Regions from separate parts of the Mus musculus genome. Here region 1 is linked to region 2. The links are chromatin loops, found by intact Hi-C in ENCODE. Cell type or tissue: heart. All regions are shown on one strand. Links, peaks and the distances in the headings refer to the core of each region. The heading gives the core; the rest is flanking DNA. Region 1 overlaps Wdr63 (WD repeat domain 63). Region 2 overlaps Syde2 (synapse defective 1, Rho GTPase, homolog 2 (C. elegans)).

Region 1 (2,903 bases), core at 404-2,903, 52 kb after region 2:
CTCAAGAGGTGAGCTCTCAGCTACTGCTCCCTGCTGCAGTGCAATGCTCATGAACTCTAACCCCCTGAAGCTGTGAGCCCCAAATTCAGTGCATTCTTTTAATAAGCTGCCTTGGGCTAAGCTGTATTTTTGATGCCCTTCATCAGGTAAAGGAGGTCTTCTCTGTAGCTGCTAAGAACGTGTCATTGCCCCGAACGTTGTATTTTAGCAGATGTTTCTCCGTCTACTCAATCTCTGATTCACTTTTCTACTGTTGATCAATTTTCTTTTCCTGGATAAATCCCCCCAGGTTTTCCTTTTGAACCCAAACCAGTATTATCCTTTTGAAAATACACTTCTGGTTTTGGTTCGTGAGTATTGTGTTTAGAACACAGCCCTGCCGCCTGTGCACTGGCTTGGGGGAAGCATTCCTTTTTGGAGAGGTGACCAAAAGCAATGTGATGGGAAGAAACAGCGTTTGATTTCTGCTTCTGCCTGGGTTTGGGGGATCGTCTGCATGACCACAATCTGGGGAGGACACGGTGTCCGCAGCTGTGTGAGACTAGCAGAGGAAATGTATGTCCTTACTGAGGTGGCCACATTCTGCATACAGTTCAATAATGCTCAGCATGAGACTGAAATAGATTTGATAGGATTTAATTGTTTTAATGCCAGTTACATAAAAGTCAGCATTTACGAATAAACCTATATATGATCAGCTTGCTATCTTACCTTACATAAAATAAAACGCACACTCAGTAAAGAGAGGGAAGGCCAGCGGGGTCCCCCAGGAGCTGTCTTCGAGAGTCTTTGCTAATGTGAATCCAAGTAGGACTTCTTCTCTGAGACTTTGCTGAGGCCGAGGGCGAAGAGGACAGACTTCTCAAGATCCAGATAGCTCTCGTATTCCAACTTCAGCTCGGCCTCCATTTGCTCTTTTGTCTTTTGATAGATTTTCTAGGTGGGGACAAGCAAGACAGCTCTCTAAGCTTAGAAACCAAGAAAGAAGGAGAAGGAGCTGGGGTTTTTCAACAGCTGATGTGGCTGCTCTCTAGAAGGGGCTTGTGTGAGGGCAGAGGACAGATGGACAGGAGGGACAGTCTGATGTGCTGGAGAAGTGGGGACTGCAAAAACCCTGCTCTTCACGGTGCCTCTGTATAGCAATGGTTCTCAGCCTTCTGGTTGCTGTGACTCTTTAATACAGTTCCTCATAAAAAATAAATAAGATGATTTTTTGTTGCTGCTTCATAATTATAATTTTTCTATGGTTATAGGTCATTATGTAAATGTCTGTGTTTTCTGATGGTCTTAGGCAGCCCCTGCGAAAGGGACGTTCTACACGGCCCCCCAAAGGGATCACCATTCACAGGTTGAAAACCACTGCTATAGACCAACAAGCAAACCCCTCCTTCAGTCTTTCCCAGTGTCCTGCCTTCCTTGTGTGGCTGGAGGGCGGTCGATGACTTGCAGAACTGCTTTGTGCTTAGACTCGTAGCAGTGGTGGATAAACTGCTGGTGTAGAGAGTCTCTCGTCAGCGCACTTACACCAGTGTTTGTAGGTGTCCACAAGAGCAAAGCTAAACCAATCCGTGTGCGGCCGTGGGACTAGACAGAGAGTTAATTTACTGGGATCTCCGTATCCTTTGTCGCCACCAATGGTGGCTTTTGAAATGAGCCCTGTGCTTTGATTGTGCCAGTTTGTATCTATTAATAGGTGAAGTGCGCAGAATGCCACAGTATCCACATGTTGGCACTTCTCATGGAGAACAGGGCTCTCACTTGGAAGTTTACTTTGGAGGTCACCATGTGCTTGTTGGCCATGAAGGGACCACAGGTAGGGGCAGTTAGGAAACTGCGGTGACAAAGGGGCGGGGCAGGGGTGGGGCAAGCCTACGAGAAACAGAAATCCAGACCTGAGAGACTCGGATGAGACCTCGAGAAGAACGGTTTATAGAGTATCTAAAAGCCCCCAAGTCCAGTGGATGATAGAGGGCCTGACCCACAGAGAGAGGCTGAGGAGAGGGGAGCGGGGCCTGTGGAGTGTCATGTCCCTCTTCTGGCTGGGTGTAAGACGGATGTGTTCCCCACTTCTCTGTCTCAGGGTCACAGCACCACCCATCACACCTTCCCCCCCCCCCCGACGTCTATCAGCTGCTGTGTTGCTGTAGCAACTGCTTGATGGCAGACGGTCACATTATCTGAAAGCCTTCTCGCAATCACCAGAGGTGGCTGTTGGTGTTCCCATTTTCCAGATGGGACGACCAAAGCTCAGCCAAGATGGAAGCTTTGCTCCAGATCTGTGGGATTTCAGCCCATGTTTTATCCTCTTTGTTTGGTCCTTTTCGTATGGCGAGTTTCAGTACATCACTCGCCAGACATAAGAACTCCACACAACGCAAGAATTCATCTGTGAGTCTCTGTATCTATACTAAAGGACTTAGGAAATGCAGTCAATTAGAGAAAGAGGACTTGGACAGAATCTCATTATATATCAGGGCTGGTGACATGGCTCCGTGCATACGGTGCCAAGCCTGATGACCTGACTTACGGATAGGAGGACACTGACTCCCGTAAATTACCCTCTCAACTCCATATGTGAGCTGTGCACGTTCTTACTACCCGGAACACACCCCCACATGATGAGCAGACAGAAATGTGATAGAATCTCACTGTGTGCGCGACAGGTGGGTCTCACTCACGGTCTTGTAGGATTCTGATGCCCCCGGAAGAAAGGCATAAGCCTAAGGGAGCACACAGGACTCTCGTGGGATGGGCCCCAAGGCACTGCCACTGCCACCAAGTGGGAGAGAGAGGATGGCCACTCTCATCCGGAGAGTTCACTCACCGCTTTCTTCTTCACCAGTTCCAGGGCCATATCTATCTTTTCTTGCTCACGGATTTCTTTGCGCTGCTGGACGTATTCC
Region 2 (2,908 bases), core at 280-2,779:
CCGCCCGCGCGGGACTCGGAGCCCGCCCCGCGCCCCGGGCGAGCCGGGCTGCTGAGGGCGGCGCTCATGGCGGAGCCCCTGCGGAGGACGCTCGGCCGGCTCCGAGAGCGGCACGCTCCCGGCGCGCTCGGGCTGCACGCGGACTCCGTGGCGGCCTCGCTCTCCGAGGGACGCTCGCCGCCCCACGAGCTCGCGGGCCCCGGTATGGAGCGGCCCGCATGGGGGACCGAGCAGCCGGGCGCGCGGGTGCCATGGTCTCGCGGGGCGCAGGAGGCCGCCGCTCTGGGCCGCGCGCTTGCTCGCGCCTCCCCAGGCGCCTGGGGCAGCGGCGACGACGACGGGGAGGACGAGGGCGCCGACTACTACGAGAACCTGCCGGCGGGCTGCGCGCCCGAGGGGGCGGAGGCGCTGCGGGCCTCGCCTTCCCGAGCGCCGGGCTCCTCCCCGGGGATGGAGGGCGGCCGCCTGGAGACGGGCAGGCTGCAGACCCAGTTGCGAGAGGCCTATTATCTGCTGATCCAGGCCATGCACGACCTACCCCCTGACTCGGGCACGCGGCGGGGCGGACCCGCGGGAGCCCGGGCTCAGGGCCAGCAGCCGCCTCTCCCCCGCGGCGCAGCCGTGCGCCCAGCCTGCAGCCTCCGAGGCGGCGACCGCCCTCCGCAGCAGGTGTCCCCGCCCCGGTCGCCTCCGACGGAGTCGAGAGAGGGACGGCCTCCCAGTCCTCGGATACAACTGTCCAGTTGCAGAAGTCTCGAGAGCCTCCGCGTGAGCCGGCGGCCGCCTCTGCTCCAGCGGTGGGCGAGCGACAGCTGCATCAGGTGCGGTGCGCACCGGGACAGGGACGAGCCCCAGCCACGTGGAGGTGGGATGGACGGCTGGAGCCCGGGCAGCCACAGGGCTGCTACGTCCGCCGCTCTCCTGCCTCCCATCTGCCATGACCCCAGCGGGTCCTCGGGACGACCCTTTAAGGATCCTGTGGGGACCTCTGTGATATCCAGCAGCCAAGAGGACCATCCGGAGGATCTTCCCCTCAAGCCACCTGCGGTGACTGTCAAGAAACTGCAGAAGTGGATGTACAAAGGACGTCTGCTGTCCCTGGGGATGAAGGGTCGCGATCGCGGGACAGCACCCAAAGTTCCCGGAGCGCAGACAACCTCTCCAAATTTGGGCAGTTGGAAAGTGCATGAAAACCACGTCCTCTCGGTGACAACGGACCAAAGAATCACACTGACAGGTAGGACACTTTGCAGTCAATATGCTAAGCAGCGCCCTGAGCCTCTAGTGTGGTGGTTTTCAGCCTTTCTGATGCTGTGACCCTTGAATCTAGTTCCTCATGTTTGGTGCCCCCGACCATAAAATTATGTTCGTTGCTACTTCATAACTGTAATTTTGCCACTGTTATGAGACGTCATGCAAATATCTGTGTTTTCCAATGGTCTTAGGCGACCCCAGTGAAAAATTAGTTCAGTCACCACAGGGGTCGAGACCCTCAGGTTGAGAACCACTGGTGTACTGTTTCCCGAGTGGGCTTCTGCGGGTCTCGGGTCGCTGCTAATGTCATACATTAAATCTTGTGGTCTTTGCGCCCCCTCCCTTCCCCTCCTCCCTCTCTCCTGCTTCCTGCTTTTTCCTTCTTTCCCTTTTCGGATTTTTTGTTTTTCTCTTCTCCAAGAGTCAGCGTGCTCCCTCCCTTAGGACAACAGTGAATGAAGGTTTTAAGTCCTTTACATGCATTTAATGTAGGTTTTGATGCGGGAGGAGGGGGGCGCTATTTTAATTTTTTTCTTTTCTTTTCTGTAGCTCTAGGCAAACTCAAAGACTTGGGAAGTTTGTGAGTCTGAATTCGATCCAAGGTAGAATTTTATAGGCTTCATAAACTGTCATTTTACTTATTAGGCTGTTTTTCTTCTCACCCAGGCACCGCACATACTTGAGCTTAGACATTCACGTGAGCACGCGCTCTCTCGGGCTCTCTCTCTCTCTCTCTCTCTCTCTCTCTCTCTCTCTCTTAATCCAAAGCTAGGATTTCGTTCTCTTGTAGAACACCTATGATACTGGTTTGTAAAGAAAGTAAATGTCACTCAGGGCCAAGTGCAAGCACCTAAGTCCACTTGAAAACTTAGAAAACACTATTTATAGTAGAAAAAAAATTTTTTAAGTCTGGTTGTCCTTATATAGTATGCAAAATCTTTGGTTTGCTATGTGCATGTTTTTAAATTCTCAGAGGGTCTAGTTTTAGAAATCTCTGAATTTTGTTGTAAATATCAAAATTCTCTGGTGAATCAAAACCATGTGGCATCTTGACACCCCCTTAAAGACAGAAACTTTCAGTGAGGAGTTTTAAAAATAGTTAAGTGCTGGAAGAATTTGAGGGTTTCCTGGAAGAATACACACCCAGCCCAGCTGTGGTGGCCCAGGCCTTTCATCCTAGCACTCTGGAGGCAGAGACAGGTGCATCTCTGCAAGTTCAAGGCCAGTGTGGCCTACAGAGTAAGACCCTGTTTTTTTTTTAAAAAAGGGAAAAAAAGATCACATGTCTCTCTGAATTACTGCACAGTAACTTGAAATTATAAACACAAATGTGGGGAGAAATCCAAGTTCTAACTAAAATATGATTTTATATGATTTATAGACATTATACATTAAACAATAGATTCTAATTCTATTTCACCTGAATAAAGAGATAGTAGACAAGTCTTTGTGAAGAGAGATGCACTTTTCCAAGCTCACATCAAAATCTACTACTACTACTACTACTACTGCTTTCCCCCAGATCTAAAGTACTTGTAATAAAAAGTCTTACATTCACAGCCTTTAAGTTCCTTTAACTCTGTATGATAAATTTCACTGATAACAGAACTATGTAAAAACATTCACCATCGAATTACTTTAGTGATCCTGCAGA

The links. Peaks named below come from ENCODE experiments on the same cell type or tissue, not always from the same donor. Only the 100,000 strongest peaks of a DNase experiment are listed, where the experiment ranks them.
Region 1: it touches region 2 in a loop (2.4-fold over the local background); 3 of 42 quality-filtered maps call a loop at or near these places.

What each region holds. Positions count from the first base shown.
Region 1 is chr3:146,039,906-146,042,808 of GRCm38, forward strand. It overlaps Wdr63 (WD repeat domain 63), which reads right to left. Exons shown (of 23, transcript NM_172864.3): 22 at 2,825-2,903; 23 at 621-936. The coding sequence ends at 793. It overlaps Gm35409 (a long non-coding RNA gene), which reads left to right. Exons shown (of 3, transcript XR_376179.4): 3 at 1-580. Among named protein-coding and RNA genes, the nearest start is that of Gm35409, 4.6 kb to the left of the region's middle. In heart, for the core only: a CTCF peak has its summit at 1,621; a DNase peak (open chromatin) is centred at 1,666.
Region 2 is chr3:145,987,933-145,990,840 of GRCm38, forward strand. Syde2 (synapse defective 1, Rho GTPase, homolog 2 (C. elegans)) reads left to right here. Exons shown (of 7, transcript NM_001166064.1): 1 at 1-1,237. The coding sequence starts at 67. Among named protein-coding and RNA genes, the nearest start is that of Syde2, 1.5 kb to the left of the region's middle. In heart, for the core only: a CTCF peak has its summit at 1,755; a DNase peak (open chromatin) is centred at 499; H3K4me3 peaks cover 2,500 bases; H3K27ac peaks cover 2,006 bases.